Regions from separate parts of the Homo sapiens genome. Here all the other regions are linked to region 1. A link is a contact called in ENCODE Hi-C or POLR2A ChIA-PET data. All regions are on one chromosome and are shown on one strand. Each heading gives the region's core, a stretch centred on a gene start or an enhancer-like site at or near the end of the contact. The rest is flanking DNA. Distances are from core to core; before and after follow the strand shown. Region 1 holds the start of MLLT10 (MLLT10 histone lysine methyltransferase DOT1L cofactor). Region 2 holds the start of VIM-AS1 (VIM antisense RNA 1). Region 3 holds the start of ARHGAP21 (Rho GTPase activating protein 21).

What was found. A loop is a pair of places that touch in the nucleus more often than their neighbours do. ChIA-PET counts read pairs that join two places held with the same protein, here RNA polymerase II (POLR2A). Pooled maps may share reads with other maps.
Region 2: a loop to region 1 is called in a map of CD4-positive, alpha-beta memory T cell, with 17 times the contacts of the local background. The contact joins the promoter of VIM-AS1 here to the promoter of MLLT10 in region 1. A Hi-C loop is called at or near these places in 2 of 168 maps with a recorded cell type or tissue (CD4-positive, alpha-beta memory T cell and chondrocyte) and 8 of 50 pooled maps. POLR2A ChIA-PET finds 5 or more read pairs at or near these places in 1 of 52 experiments (activated CD4-positive, alpha-beta T cell).
Region 3: a loop to region 1 is called in a map of B cell, with 20 times the contacts of the local background. The contact joins the promoter of ARHGAP21 here to the promoter of MLLT10 in region 1. A Hi-C loop is called at or near these places in 2 of 168 maps with a recorded cell type or tissue (B cell and naive thymus-derived CD4-positive, alpha-beta T cell) and 12 of 50 pooled maps.

The regions. Positions count from the first base shown.
Region 1 is chr10:21,532,074-21,536,274 of GRCh38, reverse strand. MLLT10 (MLLT10 histone lysine methyltransferase DOT1L cofactor) reads right to left here and starts at 2,043. Exons shown (of 23, transcript NM_001195626.3): 1 at 1,755-2,043; 2 at 1,471-1,630. The coding sequence starts at 1,630. RefSeq lists enhancers at 1-69, 333-1,045, 1,761-2,474 and silencers at 1,106-1,195, 1,336-1,675, 1,786-1,855, 1,866-2,395.
Region 2 is chr10:17,228,735-17,232,935 of GRCh38, reverse strand. VIM-AS1 (VIM antisense RNA 1) reads left to right here and starts at 2,951. Exons shown (of 3, transcript NR_108061.1): 1 at 2,951-3,591. It overlaps VIM (vimentin), which reads right to left. Exons shown (of 10, transcript NM_003380.5): 2 at 2,951-3,660; 3 at 2,226-2,286. The coding sequence starts at 3,513. RefSeq lists a silencer at 2,787-2,966 and an enhancer at 3,277-3,366.
Region 3 is chr10:24,721,915-24,726,115 of GRCh38, reverse strand. It overlaps ARHGAP21 (Rho GTPase activating protein 21), which reads left to right and starts at 2,229. Exons shown (of 26, transcript NM_020824.4): 1 at 2,229-2,554; 2 at 3,837-4,201. RefSeq lists silencers at 1,110-1,489, 2,240-2,429, 2,460-2,529, 2,620-2,699, 2,720-3,079 and 1 more and an enhancer at 1,786-2,696.

The DNA.
Region 1 (4,201 bases), core at 794-3,293:
AGACATGCAACTTGGCTCTTCTTTAAAAGTCTAGGGCCAGGCGCAGTGGCTGACGCCGGTAATCCCAGCACTTTGGGAGGCCGAGGCAAGAGGATCACCTGAGGTCAGGAATTTGAGACCAGCCTGGCCAACATGGCGAAACCCCGTCTCTACTAAAAAATACAAATTAGCCGGTGTGCTAGGGTGTGCTTGTTATCCCAGCTACTCAAGAAGCTGAGGCAGGAGAATCAATCGCTTGAACCCAGGAGGCAGAGGTTGCAGTAAGCTGAGATGGCACCACTGCACTACAGCCTGGGTGACAGAGCAAGACTCCGTCTCAACAAAATAAAAAGTAAAAAAATAAAAGTCTGGGAATAAACAGCATTCTCAGAGTAAGTACACTACCTCAGAATCATCACCACTGCTTCTAAAGTCTCCCTTTCCAAGTGTGACATTCGTTTCTCTACAAAATGCACTTTAGCAGATGTTCAAATTTTCGTCTCCCTTTTGGTGGTAGTCCTTTCCAACAGACTACTAAAAACATATGCATCGCTTAATGCCAGATTCAGAAATGCGAAGGGACATGGAGCCACCAAAAAAGAATATAGACTGTTTTGTCCTGGATTCCTTACCACGTGAAATGGGGAAAAGTCGGCCACTTCAAAGGCCAGAAAAGTATCTTACTAGTGTCCTCGGCCTTCTTGTATATCCAAAAACCTCATCAATTGTTAACAACCAGAAATAAACTAAGAGGCTCCCCAAAAGTGACTTGGCACCGCCACCTCTTCAGCCACCTAGGCTGGTGGTGGCCTGCCGCGGCCACCCCACAGGCGCTGCAGCAGCCCCGCCACTCCCGCATGGTCAGCAACGGACTCCGCCATCTCCTCCGCAGACAGCTACCGGGCGGCGGCGGCAGGGCCCGAGCCTTCTGGCTCGGGGTGCAACGGGCCCCGCATCCCTCCCCATCTAAAGAGGCAAGGCGACCCCCAGCCTCCCCACACTGGCGCCGCGTTCCCGAGCCCGTCTCCACGCCACAGGAAGTCTCCAAACACTGCGGCAGACAGGCGGCTGCAGGCCAGGGGAGAAGAGGGCGCTCCACTCTCCCAAACCCACCCCCGTGGCCCCGGGAACCCCGGGAAGGGCGCGCACCGCCCCCGCCCCCGCCCCCGCCCCCACCCCGGCCCAGATCTCGAGGGCGCGGCCGCCGCCCTGCCCCGCCCCGCCCCGCCGAGTCAGCAGACCCCGGCCCCAGGCGCAGGCGGCGGCCGAATGACACTTGAGAGAGTGAGAGCGGAATCACATGACAGTCCGGGCCACACGCACTTTCTCCCACATGCGCGGCCCACACCCCCCGCGCCCCGCCGCGGACCCTCCGCGTCCCTCCCGCGGCCGCGGCACGGGGCGGGGGCGCCGGCGGTTGCGGCCCAGGTGGGGGCGGCGGTGACCGTTGGGCGCAGGCCGGCGCGCCCCGGCGGGCGGTTGGGTGTTTACCTTGATGCACCGCGACGCTGCAGCCGTGCCCGTCGCAATAAACCAGCGGGTTCTCGGCCCAGCCTCTCTCGTCTGAGCAAACGCAACAGCCTCCAATCATCTCCTTCATACTATGGGAGACCTCGTCCTCCAGTGACACGGGCCGGTCGCTAGAGACCATCTAAGAGGGAGTTGGGGGGACCATTAAAAAACACATGCAAGCCGATTAGTGCTTCCCCCCCACACAGCCCCCCGAGCCCGCCCCGGCGCCCCCCGCCCGGCCCGGCAGCCCACCGCTCGCTCACTCGGGCTTTGCCGCTCAGTCACTCACGTTCCGCACAGGAGTCAGGAGCCATGTCCTTGCTGATTCCCCCCACCTCCCCTCCACCGCCTCCTCCGCCTCCTCCTCCTCCTCAGCGTCTTCCCTCCCCACCTCCACCCGGCCGCTAACGCGGGCGCCCGGAGAGGGCACACATAATCAAGAGGGCCTCCGCACAGGCGCACTGGGGGGAGGGGGGGCTCCCGCTGGGCCAGGGGCAGCGAGGGAGGGGAAGGGGGCTGCGCTTCCTCCTCGGAGCGTCACTTGGCGTGCGCGCCCGTCCTGCGGCCGGCGTGAGGGAGGAGGCCTGGGCGAGGCTAGCCCTGCGTGCGCGCTGCCGCGGCCTGTTGGCTGCCCCCGGCCTACCTCCGGGGCCCCGTCCCCCTCCCCCGCGCCGCTCGCCGCCGCCGAGGTGTGCTGGGGGTGGGCGCGAGGGGAGCCGGCGGCGCGCGGAGGCCGGAATGAACGGGCGCGGGGGCGCGCACGCGGGGGCGGGGACGTTAGGGCCGCCCTCTGCAGCGCTGGTGGCGCGGGCCGCGTGTGAGCGTCGGGAAGAGGCCTGGGAGGTGGCGGGGGAGGTGGACGCCCAGGGCTGGGAAGGGGTTTTCTCAGAATCGCCAGAGGGGAGTCCCCGGGGGCATCATCTCCGTGCCCTGGGAACCTACCTGCTGGCCTTTTCCTCCAAGACTGGCCCGTGGAAAACGAGGGTGGGGCGAGTGTGCCAGCTTCCATGAAGGGTGTAATGAAGCATGGCTTCCTGCAGTTGGCCGCGCTAACTTCACAGTGCTGCCGCAGCCACTCCACCCATTAAATTCACGTCCTGGACTCTTCCCAAAGTTCACCCGCTGGAAGTCCTACCAAATCTGCCGCCCATTTTCGCACTACGTGGGCCCCAATGACAAACGAAAGTGTATTCCAGGCTGAAGGTCAAAAGCCTGTGTTAGGGCTGCACTCGGAGAGGGAACGCCAAGGCGCCCCTCAGCTCGGTGTGCAGGACAAATGGTGGTTTATCCGGAATTAGCAATATAATACGATGATCCGGAAAATGCAGTTGTATTACACCAAAAGGAAGAAGGAACTCTAGCCCTCCTAGTCAGTCGCTAAAACATAATTAACGCCATCAGACAGTGGCGTCCAGTTTTGATGGAGGATTCCTCTGATCCGGGTCTTTTCTCCAAATTTATACTTGGAAATGTGAGGTCATTTAAAAGTGGCAGAAAGATGAGAGCTCCCACCTCACAAACAAATGGAAAATGGATTAGGCCTATCTGCATAGATTAATTAGCTGGATGCTGAGCACTTTTAAACTAAAATCTTCCACTGTCTGCCTATTCCTTATGCATCCGTAAAGCCCAATATTGATGTTTAAGCAAAAAATGTCTAATTAGAAAAGTTTCGCATGAAATCAGAATTATGCATAGATTGTTTAAATGACAAGCCCAGTTAAAAGGCGAATTCATGACTTTTGATTAATACCTTGCAGGTACAAAATGGTTCTTTATCAGCAATTCGCATTATAAATGTGCTGATCTGGAAGATGCACTTTCACAGTGCTAAAGCATAGAGAACCCAAGTTCTCCTAGTCGGTCGCCAAAAGATAATATAATGGTTTGGGCTTTAAAAGCCTTCTAAATGTTCTTCTGATAAAGGGGGGTTAGAAAAGGTATCATGGCTGTTTTTCTATTTCAAATTAATTGCTAGAAATCTGTGTAAGAGTGATAATAGGTATACAGCACAATGAGAGCATATATAGCAAATTCAGATGTTTTAAAAGCTGAGATATACAAAGTAATGGCAATTAAAATATACACTAAAACAATGAGAATTCACATAGTGCATTTAGAAAAGGTGACTACAAGACTACATAATATGAATTCTTTTTTGGGATGTGACAACAATTAATACATTTCTGGATATATAATAATTATATTTTTTAACTACCTTAAAAATTTATGAAACTAAAACGGGCTTCAAACAAAACTATACTGTCTTGTGTATCTTAACCATATATTTTATCTTCACCCTTATACAAAGGATACCAGCTCAATATCCAAGTCCTGTTCAGACTCTTACTATAGAGCAATTCTGAGTTAAAAATCAGTGTGAAACTTCCCCTCCCAAACACTGCAGCCAAGCCTTAATGCATTAAATTATTTAAAAACACATTTGTTTTATTTTTAATGCATTGGAGCTTAGTTCTTGTGAAGGAATTAATTTGTATGTAAAGAAGGATGGGTACCTTGCCCTATTCTTTAACACTTAAAACAAATGTAAGTAAACACTTGCTATTTCCTAAACAAAACAAAAAAAATGTATCATTTGTAAGAGGTTTCAGAAATTTTTAAAAATAGGGAAAATGTATTATTTCATAACAGCCTGTATATAAACAATAGTATCTGAAACAAATTTTGTTAAAGATGTATACATAAGTGT
Region 2 (4,201 bases), core at 1,702-4,201, 4.3 Mb after region 1:
ACTTTTTAAATCTAGAAAATCTATGCCACAACATTTTTAAGATTTGTTTTGTAATTTCATGGAATAACATGATGATAGAGGTGGACAAATTTTCACAACTTCATGTACACTTGAGTACATGGAGAACAGAAACTTGTGCTTCAAGAGTTTTAGCTTTTCTTCTCCACTCAAATCTTTTGAAACTTATCCTTAGGCTCCAAAGCAAATATGTAGTCATCTGGCATCCATTGTACAAGGCTAGATTTATATTCAATAACCCAATTCAGGATATGCATGCCAAAGATTCAGTTCAGGAAAAAATGGAAAAGAAATGTAACTCTGAACTGTATTTGCTTGGCTTTCTCTGGTGGATTTTTCTTCTAAAACTCCTTTGACTCATCCTGTAAAGGCATGTCTTTTTCACTTGCCACTGTATCAGTTCAGTTAGCCTGTTTCAGAATGACTGGTCAAGCTTGCAAAGAATGAAACTACATAAAGGATTTTTGCTGATTCAGCCGTCCTTCTATATTTCCATTTAAAAAGCTCAGCATTCCAAATCAGAATATGTAATCTTGCAACTAAGATTTTATTTCCTCTCAAAAGGATGCGTGAGGATTGCTTATCTTGTCAGCAATTATATTTGGAGTTCATAGCCTTACGGTCTTAAACTGTTGAGACTTTTCTATCACCTTAGTGGAAAAATGAATGAAGAGTGGGTGACAAAAAGATCAGACTTGATGAAAACATTGATTTTTACTTGTTAAGCCCTGAAAAATACATAAAAGATATTTTACTAACCTCCAAAGAAAGATCAATGTGGTATTCTATCACATTGAAGAGAATGAGGAATTTTGCTTAATCTCGAAACAGAGGATCTTTTGTATTGATGTTGTTTTATGTTAACTCACTACACTGCAGAAAACATGACAGGTATGATAATCAAAAATGCTCAAGGACTAAAATGAACCACACACATTGCTGTGGTTAAATTAATTTGGTAAATGTATTTCAGTTTCAAAATGTTATACTACACTATTCATCTGAGAGTGCTTTGCAGTTAATCCCAGTAAATATTCCAGGGAATACAACTATAAACTATAATGGGGATCTTCTGGCTTTTGGATTCCAATTTTAAGTTAAAAATTCTGTAAGTCCATCTAATTTTGGTGAAAAAAAAAAAAAACACGCACAAAAACCCTTTAGTTAAAATTCAGTTTTTCAGCCTTGGGTTTATTACTGTTATTATTTTTTATGGCAAGAGTGCTAAAGAACACAAGAACCCAATCAAGAAAGGACTTTTAAAATGTGAGGTATGCTTGTAGCTTTAAAAACTTTTTACATTACCTACTTCTCAAGTCTGGGCCAGATATTAGATAACGGATGTTAGCAAATACTTGTGTCCAATTAGAACCGTGCTTACATCATTACATATTCAGTAAGAATGTAGCCTGTTGCAAAGCTTCCCTGGGAATACAAAGACTCCTATTATTTCTGTCCAGAGCCACCACATTTGCCAGAATGTCTGTATCTACATTCCATAGTGAAGCCCATAGAAACCATTAATACCCCTTAGCCAAGGGGACAGATGGCTCCTTTTCACCCTTATTAGATCACAAAATAGTTGTGCATAGTGATACTTCCATCGAACTTTAATGACACAATAGAATTTGCAAAGAAGAAAAGAAACTTGCTGGCTCCATTCCAGTTGGAAACTAAGTTTTCTTATCTTCCAACACGTTTTCCATTTTAAACTGCAGGGCATAATTGCGCTTTTTGTGGCCTTGTAAAAATTAAGCAACTTGACTTTGGCAAACCACAATCTAAAATTGTAACCGTTCGAAACCAGAAGGTCAATGTGTTGCAAAACTGTGCAACATTTGGGAAACAAAGTAAAAAGTTAAAAGATTTTTCTTTATGTCCCAAGGAACTGCTTAGAAATCATTCAAGGATCGCTTGAACCCGGGAGGCGGAGGATGCAGTGAGCCAAGATCTCGCCACTGCACTCCAGCCTGGGCGACAGAGTAAGACTCCGTCTCAAAAAAAAAAAAAAAATCGCTCAAGGGGTTTTATTAATATTTTTCTAATCATGAGAAGCTCCAACCTGTGGTCTTCCCGCCACTAGAGGGCTTTACGCGCAGCCCTGAAGTTTTGCACTTTTTAGACGTGAGTTAAGCAACTTTTAGAATTGCTCGTGGGTTGTGTTGGGTGGGGTCAGGCGGCTGCGAGTGGGAAGAGAGTCTACAAACCTGTCTGAAAGATTGCAGGGTGTTTTCGGCTTCCTCTCTCTGAAGCATCTCCTCCTGCAATCTGAAACAGTTGCGCATTAACCAAAGGGGAACGAGGAAACCGCCAGGGGCGGGGCGGCCACACCCAAACACCACGTATTCGCTCTGCGCCTCCAGAGCAGCTGCGCCACCTCCGCGCAACTAGCGCCTGCAGCTTTCAGACCTGCTGCCCTCGGCAGGTTTCAGCGGGACTTCGGGCACCGCGCAGAGGGGCAATCACGGTGGCCGCACAGACCTACAGGACAGCCCCGCCATCCCCGCCCCCGAGGGACCATCCCTTTGTCTCGCTCCCTCCACCGCCTTCCCCTCCTTCCTTCTCCCGCCCGGTGATTGGCAGCCTGCCAGAAGGGGCAGGAAACTTTCTGAAAGTTTGGAGGACTGGCTCTCATTGTGCCCAAGGGCCTTCAACTGCACACAAAGTGGTAGTTTTAAGAAATCTGTAACTTGAAACGGAGCGTCCTTGGGCAATGTGTGGGGACAGAGGAGGAAATGCGAACTGCAAGGTCTGGGTTCTGGGCGGGGCTGCGCCACCACAGCCACAGCCCCGCTCTCCGCTGTCTCCCTGGCAGGCCTCCCCCCGGCCACATCCCCAAGGGCGTGGCAGCTCTCGCGGGGGCCGGGGGGGCGTTCCCCTCTCCCTCCAGCCCCCTCCCGAGGCCCAGCTACTTGCATGGGCGCAGCCTTACTTCTCCCGGAGGCGCATGATGTCCTCGGCCAGGTTGTCGCGCTCCACCTCGACGCGGGCTTTGTCGTTGGTTAGCTGGTCCACCTGCCGGCGCAGCTCCCGCATCTCCTCCTCGTAGAGGTCCCCCAGGCGCGACTTGCCTTGGCCCTTGAGCTGCTCGAGCTCGGCCAGCAGGATCTTATTCTGCTGCTCCAGGAAGCGCACCTTGTCGATGTAGTTGGCGAAGCGGTCATTCAGCTCCTGCAGCTCCACCTTCTCGTTGGTGCGGGTGTTCTTGAACTCGGTGTTGATGGCGTCGGCCAGCGAGAAGTCCACCGAGTCCTGCAGGAGCCGCACCCCGGGCACGCTGCTCCGCAGGCGCACGGCAGAGGAGCGCGTGGCATACACGCCGCCCGGGGACGAGGCGTAGAGGCTGCGGCTGGTGCTGGGGCGCAGCGCGCTGCCCAGGCTGTAGGTGCGGGTGGACGTAGTCACGTAGCTCCGGCTGGAGCTCGGCCGGCTCGCGGTGCCCGGGCCGCCGAACATCCTGCGGTAGGAGGACGAGGACACGGACCTGGTGGACATGGCTGCGGAGGGTGGCGATGGCCTGGGCGGCGGCGGTGGCGCGGACTGGCTCCCGGAGAAGAGGCGAACGAGGGCGCGGTGGGTGTGGGTGGTGGGAGCGCGGCTGCGTCTCTGGCGCGGGGACCTCGGAGCGAGAGTGGCAGAGGACTGGACCCCGCCGAGGGCGCTGTTTTTATAACCCCGTTAGGAAAGAGGGTCCCCTCCCACTGCCATCCCAGCCGCGGAGCGCGCCAGCCAATAGGGACCTAGCGAGAAGCGGGGAGGGTGGGCGGGTGGGGTGGGGGCGCCCTCGAGCCTTCCTGCTCCGGGGCCTGGGACTGGGCATGGTCCCGTTACTTCAGCGCTGGGCTGGGACTTTTGGGGGCTTTCCGGATGATAGTCTGAGCTGGGCTCACCCTGGGGTGCTGAAAAAGGCGGGGTCGCGCGGTGAGGGGGGGGTCCGCCTGGGACTGAACCAGAGGGGTCCGGTGGCACCACGCCAAAGGGGCGTGGGAGGAGGTGCGCGGCGGTCTCGGGGCTGCGGTCAGGCGGGGAGACCCGCGGGCAAAGGAGCGGGAAGAGGAAAGAGTAAGGAATCCCTCAGATCTGAAGTCGCGGAGAAAGAAACAAAGAGCGCCTGAGATTGGAACGCGGGGTGGGGGCGCGCACAGCGCAGGAACGCAGGGCTCAGGCCTCGCCGCAGCCTCGC
Region 3 (4,201 bases), core at 980-3,479, 3.2 Mb before region 1:
GCCTAGTATAGTGTTGTGAATAAAAGAATGGACTCTGGAGCCAGATCCCCTGGGCTTGAATCCTTGCTTCACCACCCACCTATCTCAATATGTTGTGTGTAAAGCTTTTAGAGGAGTACCTAGCAGGAGGTATTGAATTTGATAGCTCTAGTACTTAGACACATAAGTCATAATTTTCCCTAAGTTACGTGGTAAATGATGGAGTTGGATTGTAATCTTGATCCTTACATCTTATTACCTCTTATAGAAATATTGCCTCTCTAGGTTATGTTATTTTTCCATAATTCCTAGAATGTGTTTTCCTTCCTTTTCCTTCTCCTTTCATGGCCCACATTTTACTCTCCTTTATCAAACTGAAAATTTCACAATCAACATTTAAAAAATTTCTAGTGCAAAAATTTTAACCCAAAAGTCCTCAGCTGTTAGGTACGCCGTTCATGCCATGCATGCACATTTGCATGTGCAAGGAGTTGTTTTGTGCTGTAAGTTGTTTTTCCTTTCTGGACATATTCTATAAGCCCACAAGCGGTGAGCTACTTGAACCCTGAATTTCTATTCACTTCTTGTTAATTTACTCAATTGTATCTAGCACTGGATACTGCTACAGCCACTGGGCTATTTAGTAAATTACCATCTGACTGAAATACAGTCCTTGTATTTTATTCTATTTTTCTTTTCTTGATTATTAGCTGACTTGTTTGGTGACAGGCTGTCAAGAACACGCAAATTTCATGGCCATATAAAAATGATCTCGTCAACGTCTTCCCTCGAATTGAAGCGGAGGATTTAGTTGTAGATTTGGTTTGGCACCTTCCACTTTAAGGAAGATGTAAAAACTAAGGCGCAGGTACTCCAGCTGCAGGGAGTGTTTTTTGTCCCCGCTCCCCTGTCCCCCATAAAGAAACAGGACCTCAGGTGGTGGGCGGGCGGGGAAGGAGAAGGGATGTTTCTAAGTCTACAGGGGAGAGTGTAGAAAGAAAGAAGGAAAAGGTAAGAGGACTCCACAGTTTCTAGGTTTTGTTCTTCTTTTTTTCCCTCTGGACAGCGGTGGCAGCTGATCAGACACAATAGCTGGCAGTCCCCGGCCGCAGTGAGGATAAAAATGACCCTCAACAGCACCAGCAGGAGCACCGAGAAGGGGAGGGGAGTGTGTATGGGAGGGGGCGAGGATGAGGGTGACAAGGTGACAAACGCTGCCTCTGACTGCGAGCAACTCCCCCTCCAGCCCCGCGAGGCTCGGAGCCGGGGAGCCACCTCCCCGGAGCGGGGCGGGGTGGGAAGGAGAGGCCGAGGGGGCGGTGGCCTTCACCCGGGGGCGGGGAAGAGGGCGGAGGGAAGCCTGATTTACCAGCCCCTGATTGGTTCGCGTTCTCTCGTCGCGTCTCCCGATTGGGTAATTTGCAGCGGGAGATGTTGTGAGGCACGGCGGGGCGGAGCGAGCTGCCGGGGTCTGTGACAAGGCCCGGGAATTGGGTGGGGAGGGTGGCGGTTGTGCCGCGGCTCCGGAGCCGCTGTGACCTGGAGTGTGGCGGACAGAGAAGCGCAGCCGCCTCTCCACAGTTCCGCTAGCCGCGCCAAATTCGCTCAGCCGCTCTGCAGAATTTATAAAAGGGAAAGAACTGAATGAGCAACGCTTGGCTAACTTCCCCCTTCCCACCACAGGAAGAGATTTTTGCTGTGAGGCGTGAGGGGACACTCCCTTATCTGGAAGTCCCACGTCTCGTCGCAGCTTCATTGCCTTCCCGCTGCAAAAAAGGGGTGGGGGCACAATTTGCCAAGCCCTGTCCCCCAATCTAGGACCTTTGATCCCTGGAGTCTGCAGATGTCGCTGTTATAGGCTTGTCCCCCTCTCCACCCCAGACGTCTACCACCAGGTCTCCTTTCCCGGGAGCAAGCCCATCCCTGGACGCTGCCGTTCAGCGCTTGGGAGACTGCAGGGGCGGGGAGCGTTGTGTGCCTGGTTTTGGGGTGCTGGGGGGCGAGGGCTTGTAGGTCCCGCGACCCACGGGGAGGGGGCAGGCGAGCACCCCGCTCCGGCCTCCGGCTAATCCCCCTTCTCCAGCGTCGGTTCCCCGGTCCCGTGTTATTCAAGACAGAAAATATTCAGCCCCAGAGCCTCCCCTGGGGAGGGGAGGGGAAGGAGGTGGAGTGGGAGGAGGTGGATCCAGGGAGGAAGAAGCGAGAAATCCGCCCCCGGGAAACAGCTCCGCGCGGCCACGGAGCGAGGCGCTTCTGTCACTTGGCGTTCGCGGGCGCCGGAGCTGGGCCCCGGCCCGGCCCGGCGAGGCGAGGGGAGAGTCCGGCGGCCGCCGCCCCGCCCCACGCCCTCCTGCGGCGGCCGAGAGCCCGGGGCCGGCCGGGGCAGGTCGCGGCGGTGCCTGGGAGCGGCCGGCCGGGGGCGGCGGCCTCGGAGCGCGGCGGCGGCGGCGGCGGCGGCGGCGGGCAGCGCGGGATCGTCCGGCTGCGGGGTCCGGCTCACGCCGGGCGGGCGGGCGGGGCGCGCTGTCCCGGAGCCGGCCAGCCCCGTGCGGATCCACTCGTCCCGCTTCCTCTGGTGCGTGTCTGGTTTCTTTTCCGTCTCAGCCGAGAGGGCGCTGCGCTCGCGGGCCGTGGAGTGCCCGGCTTGCCGCGGGCTCTCTCCCTTCCCGCCACAGGCCACCCGGCCGGGCGCTGGCTCGGGGCCGGAGGGAGCCCGCGGCGGGCGCCCGGCGGGGGCGGAGGGGCCGCGCCCGCGTGTGCGGAGCAAGGGCGGGCGGCGGGGCGGAGGGAAGGGCACAAAGGCCGGCGGTGGGCGCTGGGGTCCGGCCGGCCAGCCTTGGAGGAGGGGCGCCTGGGGCCGCTCATGAATATTAACCGAGCCTGCGGCCTAGCGCGTCCCGGCCGGGCCCGGCGCCCGGCCAGCGTCTCCGCTTCAGCTCGCCGCCGCGCTTCGGCCGCCGGGCCCGAGCGGGCGGGAAGGGTAAGGCCCCCGGTTTTGTCTCGCCCCGGGGCTCCTAGCACCTTTGAGAAAGTCCATATTGGGGCCGCTCTCCTCGGGAGCTCGAGGTCCCCGACCCGCCTCAGGAAGGGGCGGGGGAATCGTGGGGAGGTGGGTGGTGGTTTGCTTTTTCTCGTTTTTTCCCCCTAGGTGGCCACAGGGGAAGGGAAGCCGTGTCGAGTGGTAGTTGGGGGAAAAGCCGCGACTTCAGAGTTGCTCGGGTGTAGCTCCAGAATCATGCCCTGGAGCGGGAGCGGCGCCGGCGTCCCACCCGCGGCCGCGCACGCCTCCCCGGCCGTCCCCACCCAGCCCCGCCGCGGGCCAAGGAAAACAGCCGCCTCCTCGGGGACGCCGGCCGGGGCGGAGGGGCGGAGGGGCGGCGCCCGAGTCACCCGGAGACGCCGCCGAGCCCACGCCGGCCCCAGCCAGGCTGGCTTTGTGCTTGCGTTTTTGGGGGGCGGAGGGGAGCGAAGAGGGGGCTTGGAAAGTGTGATCCCATTTCAGCCTCGTGGGGGAGAAAACTTCACCGAAGTGTCCCTGTCTGGGTGATGCAGAAAACAACATGCACAGCCCTCTGCTCTACCCAGGAAAGACATGAATTAAAATGCACTTGAATGGGGAACATTTTTTCTTGAAGGCTGCATAACAGCCAGGTGTGTTTGACGCAACCGCTGGGCAGTTTCGAGATTTCTCTTTTTTAAACACCCCCTCGAATTTATAGGCTTTTTGTTTGTTTACGTTAAAATTTTTTTTTGTTTGTTTTGCTCGGGAGGAAACGCGAACTTGGTGTGGACATGTGGGCAAGACAGTGATAGGCGCCTGGAGAAAGTTCATGACCTTTAACTTCTCGTTTTCCTAGGATCTCTCTAGGAGCTGACACTCGAACCTTCACGACCCATTCGGATTTTTCCAGGACTCAGGAGTGGCACTGGGAAGAAGGGGACCGCTTTCTGCAATTGGCCTCGACACTGGCTGCCAAGAAGACCTGTCGCCTTTGTTTTTAAGTCTCCAGAAATGGAAGAAGAAGGCGAAGTCAGTTGAAGTCACGAGAAATCAGCGAGGCATTTGAAGGCGCTTCCTGAAAACCTTTATTCCCTGGCACGTTGTCTGTTTCAACAGCCCTGCCCCTCCTCGGAGCCTGCTTGTGGAATTCTTCCCCTTCGGGTGTGTGGTGGCATTCCCCGCCACGTCCAATGTGGACTCCAAAGGATTTGTCCCTTCTTT